2 separate regions of the Mus musculus genome follow, and region 2 is linked to region 1. A link is a loop called in an ENCODE intact Hi-C map of the cell type or tissue named here. Cell type or tissue: left cerebral cortex. All regions are shown on one strand. Each heading gives the region's core, and the rest is flanking DNA. Links, peaks and the distances in the headings are about the cores only.

Evidence for each region. Peaks named below come from ENCODE experiments on the same cell type or tissue, not always from the same donor. Only the 100,000 strongest peaks of a DNase experiment are listed, where the experiment ranks them.
Region 2: a loop joins it to region 1, with 6 times the contacts of the local background. A loop is called at or near these places in 4 of 42 quality-filtered maps.

Annotation. Positions count from the first base shown.
Region 1 is chr16:50,837,518-50,845,545 of GRCm38, reverse strand. No RefSeq gene overlaps it. Among named protein-coding and RNA genes, the nearest start is that of 1700116B05Rik, 58 kb to the right of the region's middle. In left cerebral cortex, for the core only: a CTCF peak has its summit at 3,644 (motif pointing left); DNase peaks (open chromatin) are centred at 3,638, 4,365, 4,552, 5,651 and 1 more place; H3K4me3 peaks cover 575 bases; H3K27ac peaks cover 527 bases.
Region 2 is chr16:52,186,571-52,191,570 of GRCm38, reverse strand. It overlaps Cblb (Casitas B-lineage lymphoma b), which reads right to left. Exons shown (of 18, transcript NM_001033238.1): 16 at 2,418-2,558. Among named protein-coding and RNA genes, the nearest start is that of Gm23513, 84 kb to the right of the region's middle. In left cerebral cortex, for the core only: a CTCF peak has its summit at 2,234 (motif pointing right); a DNase peak (open chromatin) is centred at 2,244.

The DNA.
Region 1 (8,028 bases), core at 1,260-6,259:
TACTCGAACTTGACCTCTTCTGCAGCCACAGGATACCGCTTAGTGCTGGTAGAATTATTTGAAGAGAAAAGGGACATATCTTTCAAGCTCCATCTTCGCTTCAGGGGCACTGAGAGGAGGCAAGAATACATCTAGCCAGGTAAGTGGTCACAATGCCCAGTGATAAGTCAGTCCACCACGTTTTTTGTCTTAGTTGCTCTTCCTGTGTTGAGTGCTGACTGTTTGCTAATACTACCACAAATTGTTGCTGTGTATAGGAAGCAACTGGGAAGATACTCGTGCCTTTCCTTATATGATGTCCTGACTAAAAGACCAGGCTGAGGCTGAAACCATTCCTTTCTGTCTTAACATGAGCCGCAGCTGGGACCCACTGCACAGAAGAGTGCATTGTAACACTGCCAAAATCATATCTACAATCAGTGGATTTTTACCAACACACAGGAAACCACATATCTCTACTAAACATGGGATAAAGGTGAGCCCCTGTTGTTCACACAGCCTGGTCATTTTCTAGACCCAGAACTAACATGTAGCACATCAGCTCAGGGTCTCAGCGGGGTGCAGAAAGGAAGAGTTTACCAGGTGTAGATCTTTCAGACAAGAAAGAGGACTGGCCTTCCCTGATGACACCACCACAATGAACTGGAGCGCCACAATCTATCTGCTGTATCTGTAACCACCGAAGCGATGAAATTAGGAGACAGGCTCTGGAGAGGGAAGAAGCTGTCATGAGGGTAGGTTCGTGGATTGGAAGTGGTGCCCTTATTCCTCAGCCTTTCCCTATTATGTGTGGCCACAAAAGAAAGTCAACCACAGGAGCAGCCTGGTCACAGAACCCCAGCTTCCAGACATGTAAGAAACAATGTTCTGTCATTTATATGATAGATGGAATGTGTATCATATTTTTGCAAAGTAGCCCAAATGGAGGCACAACAATGCAAAACTTTCCCATGTTATTTCATTGTTCTTGAAATCAGTACCCAAATCCTTGAATCCAAGACCTTCAAATTACTGTAAAATATGGCCCAGGCTCCACAGTTACTTTTGCATGCCACTCTGACTAATTACCATCTATCAAATATTCCAGGATATTCTAGAGTTTAAGGCACACACACTAAAGGAGAACACAATGATAAGATTGGCTTTAAAGAGAGTGGGAAGAGAGAATCAACACTTCTAAAAGGGAATTCAAGGACTGGCCTTTAAACAGAGCAGCTTAGGAGTCTACTGACTTTGCATAAGAATTCGGTAGAGAATGGAGATCCCACCATGATACCATAAAGGTTAATGGGAGATGAAAAACTAGATGTTCTTTATGGTGACTAGACTTCATCATAGATAGTTTTATTAGCACTTAAATTAGTTTAGAATGGTCACTCTTTGCCAGGCACTGTGTTAAACACTTTAAAAGCTCTGTCTGAAAAAAAATTTTTTTAAATGAATAAATAAAAATAACACCATTTGGTAAGAAAACTGAAATCTGGATAGCTTCAGGGATGTATCCAAAGACACAACAAGGTCTGGTCCCTGGAAGGTTTAATGTTAACTTCCACAGCAAAGGGAACTTTGTAGGTGTGACTGGGTGAAGGATCTTGAAGAGATGCTAACTCACATTATTTAAGTGGATCCTAAATGTAGTCAAATTGTCCCAAGAGGTGGGCAGAGGGAACTGTGACATGGAAGGCAGATGATGCTGTGCTCTCATCAAGAAAGACCTTTCGGGATGCTACAGTGCTGGCTTTGAAGGGAGAGGAGGGGAGCAAAAGGATGCCAGGAAGAAGGCTCTGGACCTCGGTCCCACAAAGAATGAAGTCCTCCAGGAATGTATAGAGCAACGGTTCTCAACCTTCTTAATGCCGCGATCCTCTAATACCCTATGTTGTGGTGACCCCAGCCATAAAATCATTTCGTTGCCACTTCATAACTGCAATTTTACTATTGTTACGCATCTTAATGTAAGTATCTGTGTTCTCTGATGGTCTTAGGAGACCCCTGTGGAAAGGTCATTCAACCGCCCAAAGAAGTTGTGACCCACAGGTTGTGAACTGATGCTGTAGAGGGAGCATGGCCCTGAAACTGGGAAAGGTCGGGGACGGGTTCTTCACACTTCTGACCACCCCAGCTACAGCGAATTGGAAGCATGTGCTGTCCAAAGCTGCATGGCTGGCAGCCATTTGCTATGAGTGACTGGAGAGGAGTAGAGAAGTGACCATGCGTCTCTCTAACGTGATTGCCGCACATCTGGGAAACAGAACAGGGAGTCAGGCAGAAAGGGGGGGACTAGAAAGGGAACTGAAGGACGGAGAAGGAAAGCAAAGAAAATTTAAAAACGGGTGGGAAAGGAGATGGAGAAAAAGGAGGAAGTAGTAAACGATCCCCGAAGTCTCAAGATGTACGGCAGCTTTGCTGTGGAACCTCTCATCCCCACGTGAGTCAGAGAAAGTTGGCATGAGCCCTTAGTGGATGCTGGCACTCGGCTAGAGTTCCGGGGCTCTGTAGCTCTAAATCCTGAGGTGTGACAGCTGAGGAGAGAGCAGATTGATGTAGTCCTAGTTCTGAGGTCAGCTGGCTCTGGCACTGTTGGACACAAATGTTAAGTGGTTATATATGAGGCTCAAATATATATATATATGAATGGCTTAACTTACTTTATACCACCCATTCAATTACAGCCTTAATTTGATTTTAAAATATGTTTTTGTATTTGCATATGTGCACACGTGTGTGCATGCATGTGGCACAGTATGAGATATCAGAGGACGACTGGCAGGAGTTAATGCCTCCTCTACGTCATGGACTCCAGGAGTAGTTCAGATTCTGAGATATCGCAGTAAGGGCCTCTACCCAAGGATTCATCTCACTGGCCCCCGATTCTGTTTTTAATATATATTGTATACGATATTTTAATTTTGATGTAATACTCTTGCCATTCCTTATTACCGATTATGATTTGTAGTCTAGTATGTTCACTTAAATCTTATAACTATGTTTCAAGAAACACTTACTTATAAATGCATTTTTATTGTTTTAATTTTATGTAAATCACCAAAAACTTCACTCTATACTTGCATCCAATGGTTAATCAGGGAAAACATAAATTAAACAGGAAAACAAGTGAGTGTGTCTAGCATCTTAACAACATGACATGCATAGCAACATTTGTCCTCGGGCTGGAGCATGAATCTCAGAGTCTATTGCTGGTTAAAGTTAGCGTTACAACATTTTCCCTAAAGAAATTAGAAACGACATTTTGAAGTTCTCTGGGGCTTGGAAGAGAGACCGTGAGAAACATTTGGAGTCCACATATAGCACACAGAGTACAGTGATTTTCTAAATTTTCTAAGACACGACCCTCATTATACCGCTGAAAAGCGATATTGCGAGGGACAATTAAGAATGTGAGGATAAAAGCTGGGCTGCTTTAGTGCCATGAGAAGACATTTAATTCAGTCGCTTCTGCTCAAAATCAGAAAGGGAAATAGCAACCAAATACCACAACATACGGAGTCTCTGTTTTTCGATAAAAATGCCAGGTGAAAAGGTCTTATTCAAATCCACACAGTATTATCCACCTCTCCTGAAGTTGGTTTTCCCCTTGGCACAAAAGGCACAGCCCTGCTTCTCTAACACAAAGCCCTGAGTAACAGCGCCATCTAGTGGATTTTTGTGACATAGGCAACAGCACTGCCTGCCAAAACCAGCCGTGTTTGCCCAGCCACTGGTACTAGCACCTGGGAAAAAAGTCTTCCGCACAGAGGAGGCTGTAACTGAATCCCAAGATCGCTGGTTGTTGTTGTTGTTGTTGTTGTTGTTGTTGTTGTTGTTGTTGTTGTTGTTGTTGTTGTTGTTGTTGTTGTTGTTGTGTTTTTTGTTTGTTTGGTTTGTTTTTTGTTTTTTTAATTGAAAAGATGACAATATTGATGTCACTTTTTGTAAGTATCATCAATCTTACCACAATGGATTATAATGCTTCTTGGACAGGACAAAGCTCACTGTTTCCATATGCCAACCTAAAAGCTCGATCCAAAAACCATTAAATTTCACAATATTGTCCCTTATATTGCTGTACAATTTCTACTGTCTTCAGAAAAGCCACCCCAGACCACTCAAGCAGTTCAAACTAGGGCACCGAGTCCTTTGTGTCGTATCTACCGACTACCGGTACCTGGCCCCTGCACCTCGGGTGGCGGCAGCAGCATCCCTTTTTCCTGTTGCCAGGTCAGGAATCTCTTGGCAGCTGCCTCTTCCACCGCTGCCCTCCTCCCGCTCCATCAAGAAATTTAATTCCAAGCTGGCAGGCAGAAGGTCAGAAATCTTTGAAAGCCTCCGTGTCTACCACCTCCACTCAGGTCTCGCCTCTGCACAGACTGTCAAATGCCAGCTGATTTCCCTCCCCGTTCCGTAGTGCCCCGTGTCTCCAATGTCCAGGTTGTCACCTGAATCTTGCCCTCACATCTGCTTCCTCCCTGTCCTTCCACAGCAGGGCTGTCCTTCATTTGTATAGTCCTGCTTCAGCTGTCCCCAAAGGCTCGGCATGCCTTGTCACCCATCCAGGAATCAGCATTCTCTCCGGAGTTGTGGACTCAGCTTCGCCTGTGTCACAGGCATCCAGCGACCAGAGCTGTCGTGGAACTCTGGGGAATCAGAGCTACAGGGCACCTGCAGTCTGCACGATCATATCTTGGGAAAAGTGGGCCTTGTTAAAGCCAAGGACTCCGGGGTAACATGACAAAAAAAGACAGAGGACAAACATCAAACCCAAGCTGAATCGGTGACAGTTTTCTGTCTTTTATAAGTTTTAAAATGGCATGTTCAGGGAAAATTTAGAACAGCTCTTCAAAACAGCTTTCCCATATCTTCATGATTTTTTTTGTGTGTGTGGCCACTCTAAAAGAGACTTTTAAACATACATGAGGTAAGGATCTTACACCATTTTTAGGAGTCTATATCAATGTTCAGGTGTGAAGATAGAGATTGCATAGAAATTATATTCTCTTGTACAAAACTGCTGTAACCCCCCCCTCCCCCCATCATCTAGCCTCCGGTATAGCAGGGTCAGAGCTATCTCACAAAGGAACAATATGAAATGGGGAAGCTTTGAAAATAGATAAGAGGACAACTATTAGCTATAACACAAATAAAGACCAGGCAAAAGCTGGAGAAGGAAGCAAGACTCCAGAACTCTGGAAACCATAAAGCTAAATGAATGAAACCCTAGCAAGGAAAAGCAAGCTTGTAGAAACGTCTCTGAAATGCTCCTTAGGGAAATACTTCCTTCTTTATTGCTGTGTTATGTTAACAGTATTCTAAGACAATATTTAATGCAGATATGTGAAGGGTATTTATTTTTGCCTCGCTATTTAGCATATGATACCAAACAGAAGCCAAATGATTAAGTTGGTTTTCCCCTAATAAACAATCATAGTCTATGTTTCTGCTCCCCAATGCAGTGTTGCATATTGCACCTATGCCAATTTTTTTTTAAATATAAAACGTAATGGCAAGTGCATGTGACAGGATTTTCCCTGTCCAATCACACTAAAATATTCGTGCAGCAGGAGGCTTGTGGCTGGGTTCCAGAGAGAAAGGTACGGCAGCAAAGCGTGGGTTTGCCTGACGGTCACCACAAAGGCAGTGCGGGCTTTGAAGCATGGGGCTGGCGTGCTAGCAACCCACAAGTAGGAACCTAGCAAGCTGGGTGGAGATATTTTGGAGTTCTGAGTCAGAGTCTCCATGAGATAAAAAGAGGCCAGCCCCACTGGACAGAGAACTGCCTGCAGTAACGCAGGAAGCCTGTCAGTCATTAAGAGTCTTGTTTCTACCGGTTTGCTTGGGTGTTGTGGTGGCTGATGGTCTTGCATGTTGCTGGTATGGCAGCAATATGCCAAGGGAACTTAGGAGCTCCAGCCCAGAGAGATCAAGTTGAGATCACCTGGCTGGAGATATGTGACCAGCCGGTAGCCAGCAGTAGTGCGGGGACATGCTGGGTCATGTTTTAATATGTCCCGCAACAAGTGCATCAATTTGGTAAATGCATCTAGCACTGAGAGAAAAAATTCATCTGCAGTTTTGTTACAGTTCGTCAGATGTCACTACCAGAATTTCAAATTTACCACTTTCTAGATTTTGTCACTGTGACTCTAGAATTAACTGCTTATAAATATTTTCACCATGTTAGCATGTCTTTTTGGTGTCATCCGTGTTCAGGCCATGCTTCGGCAGCTGTGTTGGTGAGACTTTATGCATGTAGCTACTGACACCTATAGATAGGCCAAAGTGAATGGGGCAGAGACAGCGAGGCCTCAGTCCTACATAAAGAACTACAGGCCACTAAGGAATGCTCAGAGGGACAAAGTTTGGAGCTGAGACAAAAGGATGGACTATCTAGAGACTACCCCACCCGGGGATCCATCCCATAATCAGCCACCAAACCCAGACACTATTGCACAATGCCAGAAAGATTTTGCTGAAGGGACCCTGTTATAGCTGTCTCCTATGAGGCTATGCCAGTGCCTGGCAAATACAGAAGTGGATGCTCACAGTCATCTATAAGATGGAACACAGGGCCCCCAATGGAGAAGCTAGAGAAAGCACCCAAGGAGCTGAAGGGGTCTGCAACCCTATAGGTGGAACAACAATATGAACTAACCAGTACCCCCAGAGCTCATGTCTCTAGCTGCATAGGTAGCAGAAGATGGCCTAGTCGGCCATCACTGGGAAGAGAGGCCCCTTGGTATTGCAAACTTTATACGCCCCAATACAGGAGAATGCCAGGCCAAGAAGTGGGAGTGGATGGATAAGGGAGCAGGGAGGAGGGAGGGTATAGGGAAACTTTCAGGATAGCATTTGAAGTGTATATAAAGAAAATATCTAATAATAATAATAATAAAGGAATGCTCAGAGCATGAGAAATAGTCTTCCTTTCTTACCCCCGGCCCCTGGGAAGAGCACGCCAATTGCCTACCCAATACCAAATACTCTGCCCTGAAATCAAAAAGACATTATAGAGACTGCGCAGACTGTACTTATATATTTAGGAATATACAATGACTTCGTGTGTGTGTGTGTGTGTGTGTGTGTGTGTGTGTGTGTATGTGTGTGTGTGTGTGTGTGTGTGTAACAGCCATGTTAAAAGCGCCTGTGAATTTAAAAGAAAGAAGGGGAGAAGGGGGCGGGTACAGAGGAGGATTTGGAGATGAGGGGAAAGTGGGGGAAATAATGTAATTATTTTATAGTTTCAAAGATAAAATAACTGTATATTTATTTATATTCAGGATGGGGTGATTCTGGGAAGTAAAGATGTACAGAGGATACAGGTTTGTATGGCGTCCTGGAGTGGAAACTAAATGTGCTCTTGGAGACTCTTTGCCAAACATGAACTCCCTTCCCTAAGGGAACTAAGTCCAGTTGTCAAGTAATCTTGAGGCACTGTGGGAAGGAGCGATGACTTCTCTGCTTCTTTCTTCCACTCAATTTTCTCATCAGACCTTCAGTCTCAGAGCCCTACAGGCAAAGTTAACGAACAGAGGATTGCCTGTGTTGTTACGTTTTCTTTCAAAACCAACTCCTACACCTCCCTGCCCTCTTTGCTCTCACTGCTTCTCCTGTGAACTCCCAGGGACTACTAAAGTGTGTTGCTCATTGCTTTCTGGGCCTTGGAGTGTGGCTGATTTCAATGACTTCTCTAATCATTATGCCAAGTGACTTCAGTTTAAGTCTGGACTTTGGTCATCTACTCTCTGTATCCCCGCTAGGATGATGATTTTGTTCTGGGAACTTCTCAGCCTCCGTGGAACCCAGGCCTGGGTCCCGAAAGATCTGTTTCTCTCCATTGAAAGCTCAAGTCTGCCTTTCCAATCAACCTACCAGTTTCCCATTTCTGATCTGAAGAACACCTCCAATCCTGCCCGGTGATTCATTCGCAAACATCCCACACACATCCATCTCCAACCCCCTAGGCATCCACCTTCCTGAATTCTATTACTCCGGGTTTTACAATAGAAAATTGCTTTCAGCAGCGACGCAGCC
Region 2 (5,000 bases), core at 1-5,000, 1.3 Mb before region 1:
GCGGCTCTGCAGTCTGAAAGCTGAACTCTGGAGCAGTGGAAAGGCTGGCACCCTGACTCAGCTGTGCAGGGCGTAGACGGCTATCAGAAAGAGATGGGGATTTTATATAATAGTCTGAGAAAATGCAATAGCCTTTTATGAGATATCTATTCTGCCCTTACGTTGGCATACTTTTCAAGGAACTCATCTCAACACTGCAAAATAATTTATGAGTCCACTAATTAATTAAAAACACTGGGCATGAGGGAGACTTCCGTCGTAGCTGCTGCAGTGTGAGTTGGGCAGCTACCTTTGTTCAGTTTTACAATTGTAAAAGCAGTGAGCTGGACTGTGACTTAGTAAGTATATCTTTCATCAAGTTTTACTCTTAAGAGTGAAGAATTACCACTAGCAATGTGCCACTGTATTTCTTTAGAAAAATGGTCACACATTTTGTAAAATGTAACAAAATATTTTCTGGTAGCTTCTAGAAATTTTGACTTTGTTGTAAGGGAGCCCACTGTACAGAGGCTTCACCAGTCGGGTATTAAATCGAGAGTACATTACAAAAGCTAGAGGAGGATGCTAACCAGAAGCTGCCAAAAGCTCAGCACCCAAGAGTTGTGGCTGCATGCTTGTCTTAACTCTTGCTTGCAGCAGATGACCTTAGGACACTTGGCCTTAGGTCTCACCCTGGCAAACCATGAGCACGGGGGGAAGGATGCGTTAATAATGAACCAAACACTAGACAAGACAACTGCTGTTGAAAACCTCAACTGGAAATTATTCTTTCCATATTCAGCCCCTTGAAACGCAAAGTGACATGTGTTGTTAGGTGACCAGAGTTTGTGTTTCATGAACTCTCTCCAATGTCTCTACATTATCAAACCAGGTGAGAAAGAGAAGAGTGTAAAGCAGAGTGGGGGTGGGGCAGTGGGGGCAGAGCGAAGGAGAGAGGATGAAAACAGAGCCATTGGTCGTGGTGGTAGGGATGGGGAGGGGAAATTAACAGCTCCACAGACTTTCAATGAGTTACTGGTGAAGCAATGAACAATCAGAACACTTAAAAGATTTCCCATGATTTATCTTATGTGGAAATGTGCAGAAAACATTAAAAACATTTGTTTCTATTCTTGAGGCAAATCTGGTATAGCCCAGGATGACGTCAAACTCACAGTCCTGTGCCTCAAACTTGCAGCTGCTGGGATTACAGCCATGTCCCTCCACGTCTACCTAGACTGCTTTACCAAAGCTAGTCCAGGAGGGTAGCCTTGCAAGGCACACAGACCACACACCTCTCCCCAGGCAGACTGGGGAGACTGGAGACAGTGATAGCAATAGCCTGCTGTCATGTGTGGCTGTGTTTCCTTTTTCTGATAATTCTGCCCAAGATGTGCAGAGGGTTTCCTTTAGTCTCTTCATTGTTATATCTGCTCCACACTCTACAGATGTGCACTAATAGAAAACTGTATTTGTTTCCCGTTGAAGACAATATATCTCCATGCTTAAAATTGTTAACACAAACATTTAGGAGAGCTACCTTGTTAGGACATAAAACCTTATGCTTTGAATAAAACCAGGGTATTAAAGCACACCTTGAAAAAAAATATTGAAGTCCGTTATTAGAAAAACATTTCACTGGAAATAGGGGATTGAGAACCTAAAGATTGTGCTTCTCCTATTGGCCCATCACACTGTCATATGTCTTTCAGGAACTCTGCTGTCATCTGAAGGCATCGCTTGCTCTCTATAATATGCAGAGCATGCTCCCTCGGTCCTTCCGATCTTTCTTTTGCTTCAGAACTTTATATATGTACACAATGTACAATATACAACTCAACCCCAATTCCAACCTAGCAACCTTCAACTCTGCTCCACTAACACATCTCCAGTCTGACTTTACATCTCTCCTTTTAAACAGTATTAAATAACCCACTAAATTCCATCGGTATTGCCCATATGTACTTGGGTGTGGAGTTGTTTACTGGGTCATGTGCAAGCACTGTGATTCCTTATTGCTCTGCCATCTTTGTGATGTTTGGTCATTAAATCGATCTGGTGTCAAGCAAACCAGGCAATCACAGCTCTCACTATCCAGAAATCTTTCTGCTAATGTGACAGAGACTCAGGAAACAATAACATAAATTTGAGAGCATGATCTCAGATGTACTTTGCTCTAAAAGAAAATGCTGCTTTTGCCTTTTTTTTTTAGATGTATTTATTATGTATACAGTGTTCTGCCTGCATGTATGCCTGCACACCAGAAGAGGGCACCAGATCTCATTATAGATGGTTATGAGCCACAGTGTAGTTTCTGGGGATTGAATTCAGGAGCTCTGGCTGAGAGCAGTCAGTGCTCTCAACCACTGAGCCATCTCTCCAGCCCCGTCCCCCCCCCCCCCTCCTGTCCCCCTCTTTGGCTTTTCACTCACTCCTACCTGAAGGAAGAAGGAAAAGGTCCTGCCCTGAGGAAGGCCGGCTACTGGAGCCTGGAGGTTTTGAATGTTCGATGAGACTGTGTCTTGCAGGAGGTGGGGGAGGAGGGAGGGATGGAGGGAGAGCATCAAAGGCGTCCTCACCTGCATTTCAAGAAGGAGCACTATTAACAGTGGAACTTCATTAATCAAACCACAGTGCCAAGCAAAAATTATGACTGATTTTTCCCTTACTGCTTCACCTGACAAGTAAGTTCACTTGCAGGGTGGATTCAGCACTTCCCTGACTTACAGAATGGTGTTGCTTTGTGGGTGTGAGGATAGAAAATGCATATAAACACACACATGCATGCGAATGTACCTATGCGCACGCGCGCGCGCGCGCGCACACACACACACACACACACACACACACACACACACACACCAATGAAACACCCCTCTGTGAAACCATTTTTCTGTTTCCTGGGTCTTTCTATAAAAAGCAGCATTGCAAGTAACATATCAGCTCACTGTCCCTTTGTCACGTTTACCCTATTAGTATACTAGAACTCTGAACTGAAAAGTATTTTCAGTAAAACCAGCCAAACCGAAATCTCTGAGCAACAAAGAGAGTTCATGGCCTCTCCTGAGAAAAATCACACCATGCACAGGTAATTTAGTGTCAAAGAGCGTGTCTAACCACTCCATAACACTTGTTCCACTGGACTGTAATTCAGTTATATAGCACCACACATTTGATTTACTGTAAAAATATAGAGCAAACGCACAAGTGCAGCAGAGTGTACTGTTTGCTTAGTTGTCATCTCCAGAGAAGAACACGTCAATGGAGATCCCCATTAGGTGGCTCCAAAGCTAGTTACCCACATGTGTATATGTAATATATATGTGGTTTATTCAATGCTTATAGAATACTGCAGTGTGACTTTATGTCTATATATTTATCCCTGCAACTTATTGCTAGACCAGATTTTTTCTTACCTTGAATCTTTAAAAAAATAAAATGAACTGCATATAATTTGCAAGTATGTACATCAAATATGCTGTCAGTGAGACAGGCTATACGTAAACACCTTCACATTCTAATAATAAAAATACACATGTATTTAAGCAGAATGAATTTGACATAAATACATAAAAATGAATTTATCATTGTGCTTGCCTTGCAAAAATATGCAGAATATTTGATCTAATCATCACAAATATTTTTCTAATTTTAAGTATTTGAAGATTTAGAAGAGATTTGTTATCATTCAGGCTCTTGCTGTCACATAATTAAATTCAAATCTTTTTTCCAGCCCTTAAGTATCAGGCACCATGCTAGGAATTGAGTGATATGAAGATCAAAACTTAAGGAGCTTAAATACTATCAAGGGGAGTGAAAACCTGTTCGCAAACACTTAAGACTGACAGGTGAAAGGGTTTAATTGGCCTCATAAAGGAGAATTTATGAGAGCAGAAAAGAAAAATACAAGCAGCATCCAGTGAAGTGCTGCTATCAAGTGGAACATCAGAGGTTCAAAAATACATGTGCAGGAAAGACAGGTAATGCCTGTGCTTAGCCAAGAGAACAGTAAGGAAGGACCAATACGCAGGCCACGCTGGAGGAAGGCCCAAGAGAAGAGGTAGGAGGTAACTTCTATGGGAATAGCTAGCAGAAAGGTCATCAATCATCCATGGCTATTATATTGGACAAGAAAAAAAAATCAACTAGACCAGAAGCAAACACATAGGTCCCTGACAGCCCTACAGCAAACTCTATTAAACACTGTCATCTAGATCGTAAGGGCCTGAGTGAGGGGTCAAGATCCAGTATAGAGAAAAAGCAAATAAGGAAACCAGACTGTAGACAGGAACGTAGAATTCAAGCACAAGAGGAGAAACAGAACAAAACAAAACGAAAACCTTTGATCAATAAATCAGAAGCAAAAGACACTGTAATAGGACAGCTCAAACTACTGGTCTGGGGTGCATATGAGAAATATAAAAGCTCACTTAGTATTTCTAGCAGCCTAACAGACAATTCAGAAAAGCTTATAAACAGTTTAAACAGAACTAGTTCGTGTTTTCTAGGATGAAGTATATCCTTTCTCATAAGTTAGGGCCCAGCAATTTCATGCTGAAGCAGAGCGTGGGTCATGTTTACTAAGGATTAGTAAATTTGGAGGGCCCTGGTTTAAAGCTCCAGAACCGCACTTGAAAGCCTCTGGACAGAGGCCAAGGGAGCGAGCAACACTCTTGGGTCTTGACACAGAACTGCCTCTAGATGAGAGAACTGATGAAATCCCTGCTGGCGGCAGCCAGCCCGCCCGCCCGCCCGTCCAGGCTCTCCTTTGTAGTTATGTAAGGATAAGATTGTGGAAATGTAGCTTAAAACAAAGTTAAGTACTTTTTCTCTGATTATAAAAGCAGCGCCTTATTGCAGAAAAATCAGACACTTAAAAACTCTGAAAGATGCTATGAAAATCGCTTAAAATTTCCCAGCTATTTCCTATGCAATTAGTTCATCTGTTAGAGTGATGTCATGTGAATGCAGGAGCCACCATCAACCAGAGAACCCAACTAAGTTTAGGCCAATTCTCAACT